Linked DNA regions of Homo sapiens: region 1 is linked to region 2. Evidence: chromatin contacts called from ENCODE Hi-C data. All regions are on one chromosome and are shown on one strand. Each heading gives the region's core, a stretch centred on a gene start or an enhancer-like site at or near the end of the contact. The rest is flanking DNA. Distances are from core to core; before and after follow the strand shown. Region 1 has its middle 220 kb from the start of RBBP8. Region 2 overlaps LOC124904265 (a long non-coding RNA gene).

Region 1 (5,869 bases), core at 2,586-5,085, 150 kb after region 2:
AGAAAGAAAGAAATGTACCATGTTCAAAGAGTGAGCTCTGCTCTTAGAGTTTCTCCTATTTTCCCTTCTAGCCTTATTGGCAGAGCTAACCAGCCGGGTGGACAGAAATGTGTCACCAAATAATAGGGTCACTGGGCTGAACCAGATGTGGGTGGAAGAAATAAAGACCTATTCCCATCAAGTCTCCTAGCTCCTCTTCCCTGCCAGGATTTCCTGTCCTGACCTTAGGGCAGAGCCTGCATCTTCCCTTCAGGAAGCAGGGTCTGGAATATTTGTCATATCAGAAAGGAGATGAGAGGTTCTGTGAGAGGTGTTCAGAATAGAAAATGCAGGTTTACAGCTCAGCAGAGGCCTGAACAGTAAGGTAGAGAGTGGAAAAAAGAGAGCTGTGGGGGGCCCAGGGCAGTCACATGGCAGAGGCACCTGGAAAATAACTGCCCAGCATCACCCACCTCCCTCATCCTCCATGAGTATCTCCTGAGCTCCCATCACCTCACTGCTAGGTAACCTCCACTCAACTAACTTCCCTATGCTCTTTCCTTATTACATGAATCACATTAGGTTAGGCTGTGTTCCTTTACACTCTGTTACTTAATATTTACTTTTTTTTTTTTTTTTTTTTTGAGACGGAGTCTCGTTCTGTCGCCCAGGCTGGAGTGCAGTGGCACGATCTCGGCTCACTGCAAGCTCCGCCTCCCGGGTTCACGCCATTCTCCTGCCTCAGCCTTCCAAGTAGCTGGGACTACAGGTGCCCACCACCATGCCCGGCTGATTTTTTTGTACTTTTTTTAGTAGAGACGGGGTTTCACCGTGTTAACCAGGGTGGTGTTGATCTCCTGACCTCGTGATCCGCCCACCTCGGCCTCCCAAAGTGCTGGGATTACAGGTGTGAGCCACCACGCCCGGCCAATATTTACTTTTTGAGAATTAAAATGCACAAGTGTATTTAATACCCTGTGAATCTTTACTCTTCACATAAAATCGGTTATAGCTTTCTAGCATAGGATAGGGTCCAAATCCAACCTACCACCTATGTTTGTAAATAGAGCTTTATTGGAACACAGCCATGCCCCCATTTTAATGTATTGTATGAATAACTGCATGCTACAATAGCAGAGCAGACTGGTGGTGATAAGGACCGTGTAGCCCACAAAGCCTAAAACACTTAAAATCTGGGCCTTTACATCAGAAACTATTGAATCTGACATAAAATATACAGTATGTAGTTAATGATGACAACACTTGGGTTCAAACTTACTGGGCAAGGTGATGTAATCTCTCTAAGTCTCAGTTGTCTCACTTCCGAAATGGGAACAATAATGCCTGCTTTGTCTACCTCATGACACTGCAGTGAGGAGCAAATGAAATAACACGTCAGTGTCTATACAAGACGAATGCAGAACACAAGTGCTCCAGAGTCCCTAATCCTCCCACTGCAGCTCTGCGGCAGCTCTAAGACACCGTCCTACATTCCCAGGTAGAGTGAGCCCCATCTTCCTGCTGACTGGATTTCTTTTTCTTTTTCCTTTTTTTGGAGGTGGAGTCTCACTCTTGTTGCCCAGGCTGGAGTGCAGTGGCGCCATCTCAGCTCACTGCAACCTCCACCTCCCGGGTTCAAGCGATTCTCCTGCCTCAGCCTCCCGAGTAGCTGGGATTACAGGCGGGTGCCACCACACCCAGCTAAATTTTGTATTATTAGTAGAGATGGGGTTTCAACTGGTCTCAAACTCCTGTCCTCAGGTGATCCACCCACCTCAGCTTCCCAAAGTGCTGGGATTACAGGCGTGTGCCATTATGCCTGGCCTGGATTTCTCATATTGGTTGGATTCTCACCACCCTCTCCCACTATTGCTACAAAAGGGCTCCCAAATATGCTTCTGGCCCCTGCTACTCTCCTTGTTCTTTGGTATTTTCGTCACCTCCAGCAAATTCAAAGAAAAGGAATTCAGTCATTGCATTGATGGGTAAGAAAGGTTTAGAATAGAGAAAGCCACGTGCAGATATCAAAAGAACACTGTGGCTAGACCCAAGAGTGAGTCAAAGGTATGCTCTGATGTTTGAAGTAAAATGAGAAGACTTTGAAGACAGTGGCCAGAAGTTTACATTTGATGCAATGAATGTGGGAAGTCCCTGGAAGACTGCATGGTAAGGCTAAAGTAGCAGGTGCAAAAAAAGGATCAGAGGACTCCAAGGAGCTGACGTTCTGTATAGGGCTTCCACCCAGGTTCCATTTGACACTGGGGCCCAGCCTAAAAGTTACCTTTCACAGCCTCCCACCCCTGACCCTTGGGTTTTCTCGATGATAGAGAGCCTGGCTCTGGGCCTGACAGTGAGCTGTAGCCTCCAACTGAAAGGAAGCTCAGCAAGAATGACCTTGTTAGACTCATTCTGCAGAGCACCGTGGATGTCAGTGAGCATCTCTTGGAGATTTATGGCCCTGAACCTAGTCTCCTGTTACTTGGTGATTCTGCTGAATTTTCCATTGAGCAATAAGGGCAGGATAACAGCAGAGCTGCTCAAGGTTAGCAGCCTTCTGAAGTCCACCCAGCTCCACAAAACTTCTTCCTAATGATATACAGAAGAGATTTATTGGGATGTTTTTGCAGGCCAGGAAATTGCTACATGATTTTGTCATTGACAAAGGAGCAAACATCACTGCCCACTTTCTGTTGGACTTTCTCCACTTTGCTAGTTCTTCAACTGGAAATGATGAAAATAGGCTGATTCCTGGTTTAGTTACCAGGTGGGAGGGCTACCCAAACAATATTCCAATTTCATTGTTTTCATTTCAGGGATTATTGATGGCAACTTTAGGGCATACCTTATATTTGAACTTCCACTTGGTTTCCTGTTCTTGTGGGATTCATTTGAATTGCTGCTAAGTTGGGCATTCAAACATTTCTCTTATGTTGGTTCTAAACTAGTGAGGGAAAACCACGATGTCAGAAGTAATTTTATTTCCACTGTCTTTTCAGATGTGTCAGGGCTCTTGATCAAAACTGATTTTCCAAAGGAGCAGAAAACCAAACACTGCATATTCTCACTATACGTGGGACCAGTAGGACCAGTAATATAGGGCAGTTAAGACCAGTAAACAAGGAGGAAAGGTCATCAAAGATGATTTTCTTTTGAAATGGGAGATTAGGAGAATAGTGGGGTAACTACTGATAGCAGATTGAGACATTAGAAAGACGTGCCATTTTCAGTGTTTCTTGGTTTTTTTTCTTTTTTATAAAGCCATTTATCTTAAGTGCCTTTTGAAAATATTAATCCTATATTTCAGTTGCATTCAATGCAGTGTTTTGGCACCCATTAAAGCCATGGGTATAGGGAGAAGTGCAAGCGCTCCCAAGTTTGTGAGAGAGTTCTGGGTCTTTGGAGGGAGGGATTCAGCCTGGGAATTCCTAGATTCCTGCAAGCACCTCTGAGTCACTAATTCTTTAAATCACATGTTCCGTCAGCTAAAATAAATTAATAAATAAATAACAATAAGTTACTCTAAGAATTAGAAGGGATGTAGCCTCAGAAAGCCCTTTGGAAGCTCTAAAGTGTAAAAGATATCCCTCATTCCTTCTCATTCCAAAGGAAGTCAAATAGAAAGTAAAACTAGAATATCTTATATCTTACATAGAAAGGTGAAACGACATTCTCTCTAACAGCTCTCAGTTGGTAATGGAACCAAATGATCAATACCAGGCCACAGGCTCCTCGTCCCTCACCAGGAAAGGAGTCCTGTCTGGCCGGAGATTGCCTCCCTGTGTCCTCAGGCCCACCTCGGTTTCTGCACAGGCTCCCCGCTCCCACCTCCCCACCCCCGCTGCCATTCCCTGCGGGGTGAGCTGTCTGCAAAGCTCCACTCCCTTCCCTTTCCCAAGTCACAGTTACAGGAATTATTGCAAGACTAGTTCTCTCATATTATATTTCATTCAGCAGCAGAAGAGCCACTCAAGGGTTTTGGCTTCTGGAACAAGAATGAAAAGATCTACAAAATACTAAGTTCCTTGAATAGAATCTTTTAAGGCGATTTGGTGAAAAGTGTCAGATTGGCAGCCACAAAGTCTGAGTTTCTGTTTATTTATCTAGCAGGTAATGATTCACAAAGCCATACAAATATCTCACCAGCCTACAAGTCCATTTCAGACAGATGACTAGGATAATGTAAATTCCATGTAAAAAGGTAGCTCCTTGCTCATTCTCATGTGTAATCTTCACGAGTGAAGTGCCTTCTAAGCATTTTCACACGAATTCTGTCACTTAGAATTTCTTGCAAATATCTAAAACTAGAGTGTTGATGATGGTATATAAACACACCACTTCACCTGCTTTAGCTAAAGGTGTCTTTTTTTAATTGATAGGCCATTTTTAGCAATTTTAGATTTATTTTAAACATTGAGTTATTTGTGTCTTTTTTAGAGCCATTTTTCTTCTTAAAAGCTACGCTATGTTTTGCTGAGATGAAAATACATATAACTTGTTTTCCAAAATGGGAAGAATTGTTCGAGAGGGTGAGCATGGACCCTGCAACCAGATCCTAAGCCCACCCTTATCAGCTCTGCGGTGTTTGGTACGTGAATTCCTTATTACCTCTGAGTCTCGGCTTTCCCATCTCTAAAATAGGAATAACAATAATAAACAACATAATACAAAGGATTATAAGAATTAAATGAAATGGCAAAGGTAAGTACCTAACACAGTACAGAATACAAAGTAGATGCTTAAGAATGATATGTTATATTCCAAATTCACATTGTATGTTAGAGGACTAAAAATTACTGTATCAAAGTATAAATCTAATCTGGGATTCTGATCTTTTTGTATGAGTTTGTTCTGCCTGAGGTCTTGTGCTTTAAACTAAAGAAAAGGTTCTTGTGATCTGCACAGAAGCAGGGAATTGGAGACATCTGGTTCCATGCAGTCTTGTTAACTGAGCTTTTTGATCTGCTCTGAAGAGGTAGAATTAGAGGGAAAAGTCAAAAGAAAATTGAGAAACAGCCTCTGGATGAGGGCAGGGCTCCCCCTGGTAGGGAGGAATGGTGAACAAAACAGCAGAGCCCTGGAGGGAGCCAGGCTGAGCATAGCAGGTGCCCAAAGAAGACCACCACCAAGGCCCACAGGGCCTTCCCAGGTGCCACTGATGCAGTCTGGTAAAATGCAAGCATCCCTGGTAACTGCCAGAAATGCATAGGGGAACTGTGCATTACTGCCCAGCATGATGAAGTGTAAAAAATTATGGGCAGTGGGGTTGGATGTGGTGGCTCACACCTGTAACCCCAGCAGTTTGGGAGGCCGAGGTGGATGGATCAACTGAGGTCAGGAGTTCGAGACCAGCCTGACCAACATGGTGAAACCCTGTCTCCACTAAAAAAAAAAAAAAAAAAAAAATTAGCCAGGCATGGTGGCACGCACCTATAATCCCAGCTACTCAGGAGGCTGAGGCATGAGAATCACTTGAATCTGGGAGGCAGAGGTTGCAGTGAGCTGAGATCGCACCATTGCACTCAAGTCCGGGTGACACAGTAAGACTCCATCTCAAAAAAAAAAAAATATGAGCAGTTGAGTCCAGGTTTGAATGCTATGAGACCTCATCTGTACTTTTATAGGCTATGAAACCTGAGGACACTCAGACTGTGTCCTCACTCAAGTCATAGACAGTGACTACAAATCAGTCAACCCAGTCTGAGAGCTTTTTTCCACCGCTCATGGAAGAAAAAGAGTAATAACTTTGGGGCTGTACATGTGAGTATACATTTGAGGGGAAAGGGAGGATGGCAGGCTAAGAAAACAGAAAAGAAACAGAAAACAAAAAGAGCAAAGATGTATTTGCTAACCAAGAAGACATTTCCAAATATTTCTCTCATGCCCCTTCCAG
Region 2 (5,848 bases), core at 2,742-5,241:
TGGTTAAGTAAGTGTTGCAAATCTACATGATAGTACAGTCTGTACACATTAAAATTTATATTCATAAAGGGTTTATTATAACATGAAGAAGTGCTTGTTAAATGATATGGGTGAAATAACTGTTAGAAATTTAGAATGCTAAATATGCCACAAAAAGGCTAACAAGATACAGCAACTGCTGTACTATGGGTGATCAAAATAGCTTTTCTCATGTATTTTTTTTCTTTCTGACCAAAGCACAGTAAGAAAGATGGAGCTTTGAAAAGCATTATTTAAGCATCCACAGCCCCTGTTTACAAAACTATAAAAGAGAAAAAAAATGTTTACTCATGGTAATTTCTTTCTTTTCTATCTGATTTTGTAGCATGAATTTAATGTTAATGCTACTTTAATATATAAAGAATCTGGCAAAAATCAACCAACTAGCCAGAAAACAAACAAATAAATAAATATTTCATAATCTTCCATTTCCTTCTGAAGATTTTCAGGTATATTCTATCACAAGAGCATTTATGATTATTCCATTTTTAAAATTTACAGTCCCCTTGACAAAATTTATCAACACCTCTATTTGATCTGATGATACACATCAGTTGCCAGGTACATAACAAACAGCAAGCTGTTTCACTGTCTTCATCTTGAGCTGTAATTAAAGAGTATTTACTAAGCATTACTTGAACCCAACATTATACCTGGTATTATAGCAGCTGGCACTGTGGACCCGGGCCCCGAGCTACAGAACCTTACAGCTGATGACCTGTGATCAACATACTCATCTTTCCTCTAACCACATGACAAACCTCCTGGACCCAGAGCCAAAGGAATTTATGGTTTTCCAGGGAAACATGATATTTGCTTTGACAGTTTCACATAGCTTTATCCCAAAGGCAGACAAAGAGCTGAAGTTTCATCTTCACTCGCCTTTCCTGGGATCAAGCCCTTTGATGGAAGGAGATCACTGGGAATCCATCCCTAGGCCTGGAGGTGTCAGAGGCAGAAACCAGACATACATATCCTGCTCTTTGGTCCTCTGGGAAAATACCTAGCCATCACTGCCCTCATCCACCAGTCTCATGTTGCCCGCCTGTCTCCAGTGTTAGCATAAGTGCTGACTCCCCAGCACTGTGTGTGTCTGGGAGGGCAAGAGGAGTGGCAAACAGCCAGCTGGTGACGCCTGCCCAGAGCCCTGGCAGACCTCATTAGGCTCGGACTGGTCTCTGAAATGCTCTACCACTGCTCCTGCCTGGCACCCAAACCCCTACCATTTTAAAGTGAGCTTTTCACATTCCATTCTTCCCCCAAGTCCTGCAACGTAGGGCCTGCTTTTCTCACAGCTCCAACATCAACACTTCTTTTGAGCAAAACTTTTGCATGCAATAGATAGTGCTAGTGCCAATGCATCTTAGCCAGCTTCTACAGTCAAAGTGAAACAAAGAAAGGAAACATTACAAAAATCGGTGTTGTGGAATGGAACCAGACAAAATCAGTAATAGTCAGTGTGCCCCTTTGATGACCTAAATGTTTAGCACCTCAAAGGATTTCTAAAGGTGTCATGCACAGAGTTTTGAGAGGGAGCTGGCATTTTCAGCCAAAAGCTGAGGGATCCTCTGAAACAGATACCGTCAAATATGCAGACAGGTTGCCATGAGGCAAAATGGGAAGACGTATCTGGCTGTGCATACCAAATACCATCTCAGAGTGGGGTTGTGACTTGTAGGATAGACATGAATATGATGCACCCAGCATGGCCATGCGTGGGAGCTCCTCCGTCAGGAAACGTGGTGTGTTAGATAAACTGGAAGAGATTCAGAGAGGCTGGAAATTGGGGGCAGGAGGGGGATGGTTAAGGCGGTAAAGGCGGTTTTTTAAAAGACAGGAAAAAAGGGTTAAGCAAGGAAACTCCATAAGGACCTCATAGGCCCTGTGGAAGAGTCAAAAGTCATTTAAGTGTTAAGCAGGCTTGTTGCATAATTGGATTCACGCTTTAGAAAAGTTACTCTTGCTGAAGCACGAAGAATGAATTGAAGGGGGGCAAAGCAGAGGTAGAAAGACCAGTTACAACATCTAAGTGAAGGATAACAGTCGACAATGAGACACATCAATGGATTTGGGAGGTGTTTAGGAGTAGAATTTGTAAGACTTAGTGATTGCCTAAGGGGATGTGGTGAGGGGAACAATGAAGGAAGAAGAAGAACCTCTAATGACTGCCAGAGTTTGGCTGAGGCTTTCAAGGGAATGGCAACACCACCCAATGCGGGAACAGGAGAGGCACATGAGGGATGATACGCATCAATTCAGGTTTTGGTGGATTGGGTTAAAAATATCTTTGCAAGATCTTTACTAGGTAGCTGGAGAGATACCATTGAAGACCTGTTCTATGTATAAAATCTGGAGTGGCCAGCACAGACAGTAATGAAGCTGAAGGCATGTTGTGGGTGAAAGGGGTGTCTAATAAATAGGGACGGAAGGACACTTGAGTGTTTGAATACTCTGTTCATTTTTGGCAGCTTATTGCGAATTCATGTAACAATCCTTCCTAAGAGCAAGTTCTGGAGGAAGGAAGTATGAATCGCTGAGTTTAAGGATGGGGGGTGGGGGTGCAAAAATAATCAAAGTGGAGAAATAATTCTCAGAGTTACCTTCATTATTGAGTACTTACTATGTGCTAGGCCCTGTACCGAGTACTTAATATACATTGTTCTACTGTATTTCATTTAATTCTTACAACAAGCCTACATAAAGTAGATACTATTATCTCCACTTTATGTTAACAAGAGCTGAAGTTTGGAGATTCTATTACTCTCTATCCCTGTTGTTTAATCTGATAGCCGCTAGCTGCAAGTGGCTGTTAGGAATTTAAAATGGGCAACAAAGAAACTTAATTTTTTATTTAACTCCAAATTCTCATTTAATTCAAATTTTATTTTATTTCACATTAGTGTAAATTCACACTTAAGAACTAACACTGGATTCAGTTATTGAAAAATGCTTAAATATTTTTGGAACAATGTGAGTATGTGAATCAATTTTTTCAACTCTAAGTTTTATGAAATGTAACTACAGATCAAGTATTTCCAATGAAAAATTTGTGTCTGAATTGAGATGTGTTGTGAGTGTAATTTTTCGAAGATTCACTGTGAAAAAATATATGAAATATCTCATTTATAATTTTTATATTGATTACATATTGAAATAATGTTTTGAATATATCAGATTAAAAATATATTGTTAAAATTAATTTCACCTGTTTTACCTTTTCACTTTCTTTTATGTGACTACTGGACATTTTTCAATTCCCTAAGGGAATTGAGTTCCCCGGGGCTGACGGGGAGCACGGCCTGGGCAGCCCTTTCCCGAGGATGTCCCAGTGGAGACGGGCTCACACCGAGGTGCGCGCACATGCGCGTCTGCGCGGTCCGCCGCGGGTGGACCGAATCTCACCCCGTGCCCACGACCGGCGGGCTTTCCTGTTTGCCTTTTTGAACTCTGTTTTCTTTGAGTCTTGGAGAGAGCCAGGGGCTGTGATGTCACTGTATAAACAGAGGGAAGGGTGGGGGCGAAAGTTGCATTGGAGCGAACCCGGCGGTGGAGGAGGGCTGGTGGGAGGATGGGGGTGGGGAGGGAGATTTTTTTTTTAAAAGTGGTTTGGTCTCGGGGGTGTAGGGGCAGCGGGGGACTCTGCAGAGTCCCGATAAAGAAACAGAATGGGACTGCCAGTCCCTAACCTAGGGGCGGGGAGGGGGACGTGGCTGGAAGAGACAGGGGTTGGTGGGGGGAGGTTGGAAAAATATGGGACGCCTAGAGCTAATTCCTCTGATTAAAAATGCATTAGTTTGGAGGTGTCAGGGACACGCAGCTGTTTTCAAGGAAAGCCTGGCTCCAAGAGGTCCTCCCCGGCCGGGCCGCCTGGCGGCTCCATCCCGGGTGGGTGTCAGCGAGCGCGCAGCCCCCGACGCTTGTCCTCTCCCTGACAGGGCCCTGGCCAATGTCCTGCTGCTGCGGGTCGTGGTAATTTACATCCTCTCTGTGTACATTAACTTATCTGCAGCCGCGCTGGCTGCGCTCCTTCAGTCAGCCTGTCTCCTGCGCAGCCTGGGAGCCTTCCCCGACCCAGCGACCCACCGGGCGGCCGGGGGCGACTGGGGAACCCTGGGAATCACAACAACCGCCCGGTTCCGACCCGGCCCGGACGCCCGCGGGGGCGGGGGACTCTGTGGGGCCAGGCGTGGAGGGCCGGCGAGCCCGGCTCGGGCAGGGCAGAGGCGGGCGGCCGGGGGCTGGCGGCGAACACTTAGTGGCTAATTCATGACTCATGACTCATGCGCAGGCTCCTCTTCAGTGACAGCCGGGACAGTTCCTGGTTATTTGTAGCCCCCCGGCTTTCATTTCGCTGTAATTAAGCAGTCATTTGAGGGTCATTTCATCCCCGTTATAGGTTTCTCTGTTTTAATCATGCTTTGAGTTCCAGTGGGGGCAGCAGGGAGTGGAAGGGGAGGTTGGGAAGGAGGCGTGGAGGGCAAGAGGGTAATCGTCTCTGAGAACGCGTGCACTTTTCATAACTCTTCCCGTGACAGGCCCTGGTGCAGGCTCCGCAGACGCCGACGCCCGGCGCTCCGCTCCGGGGCGCGGGCCAGATCCTCTTCCCTGACACCCGCGGTCTTCCCTGAGAAGAGGTCTGGCCCTTTTTGAGTCAGATGTTGGATTTTCTGCTTTCCCCTCTGGCACCACACTAATCATTCTCTTTAATCGCTGTAGCTTTTTAATGAGGCCAAGTAGGTATTTATGGAGCCGTCTACTCTCCAAACGCTGATGCTTGATAAGTCATTTATAACTTATCGGTGGGCTTTGCATAGGCCAAACCCAGAAGAAAGGAAGTGAGAATAAAATAGAGGCTGGATTTTACGAGGAACCTTCAGCGTATCTTCAGGTCCTAGATGGTACCAAGCCCTTGTGGGAAATGTTCAATCCATCAGACATAAGAATAAGAAACGGCCACAGCCTGTCCGAATTTTGTGAAAATTCTCTGGCTGTCATTCTTGATTTTTTTTTTTTTAATTCCCTCCACTTTCTCCTTTGGCTGGTTCATGTATTCTTTAGATATCATTTGAAGCTTCCATTCCAAGGCCAAGTCTAAGATGTTCTTTAAAGAAATCTTAAGCTATTGCATTTGGAGGGCACACAGATTGAAACTGAAAGGACTGGAAAGAAATAAAGGACAGAAACCAGATTTTCTGTCATTGCAAAGAGTAGGTGCCACAGGCTCCAAATCTCAGTAGATATTAAAGTTAAAGCAGGAGTCTGCGGTAACAGTAGGAGGGTGGTTGCTTTCAAAAGAGAAGGGAAGAGAGAAAACCTGTCCAAGAAAGGGCAGGAGAAAGAGTGAGAGAGAAACAACACAGACTAGAAAAACAAAATGAATGAATCAATCAACATATGAGTATTTAATGTGCATTAAGGAAACTTCAAAAATGTTTTCAGCCATAAAATGGAATAAAATACTGATACATGCTATAACCATGGATGAGCCTTGAGAACTTTAAACTAGGTGAGAGAAGCCACTTATAAAAGACCACATATTCTATAATTCCATTTAGATGAAACGTCCAGAACAGGCAACTCTATAGAGACGGGAAGTAGATTAGCTGTTACCTTGAACTGGGGGTGGGGGTAGGAGTAAGGGGACTGGGGGAGCGACTGCTAGAATTAATTGTGATGGTGATTGTACAACTCTGAATATGCTAATAACCACAGACTTACATGCTTTAAATGGGTGAATTGTATAGTATGTGAATTATATCTCAATAAATCTGTTACTGAAAACAGTTTCCGTTAAGTTAAATAGAAGCAG

The links. A loop is a pair of places that touch in the nucleus more often than their neighbours do. Pooled maps may share reads with other maps.
Region 1: a loop to region 2 is called in a map of heart right ventricle, with 3 times the contacts of the local background. The contact joins two enhancer-like sites. A Hi-C loop is called at or near these places in 17 of 168 maps with a recorded cell type or tissue (Calu3, GM12878, MCF 10A and 8 more), 2 of 37 single-sample maps with no recorded cell type and 17 of 50 pooled maps.

What each region holds. Positions count from the first base shown.
Region 1 is chr18:22,707,421-22,713,289 of GRCh38, forward strand. No RefSeq gene overlaps it. Among named protein-coding and RNA genes, the nearest start is that of RBBP8, 220 kb to the right of the region's middle. Within about 2 kb of position 3,836, at least 20 of the 41 ENCODE cell types and tissues checked have a DNase peak (open chromatin) inside an H3K27ac peak, as active enhancers do; they include PC-3, PC-9, endothelial cell of umbilical vein and 2 more, where a contact is called at or near this core.
Region 2 is chr18:22,555,628-22,561,475 of GRCh38, forward strand. The region is part of intron 2 of LOC124904265 (a long non-coding RNA gene); the gene reads left to right. Among named protein-coding and RNA genes, the nearest start is that of CTAGE1, 140 kb to the left of the region's middle. Within about 2 kb of position 3,992, at least 28 of the 41 ENCODE cell types and tissues checked have a DNase peak (open chromatin) inside an H3K27ac peak, as active enhancers do; they include PC-3, PC-9, endothelial cell of umbilical vein and 2 more, where a contact is called at or near this core.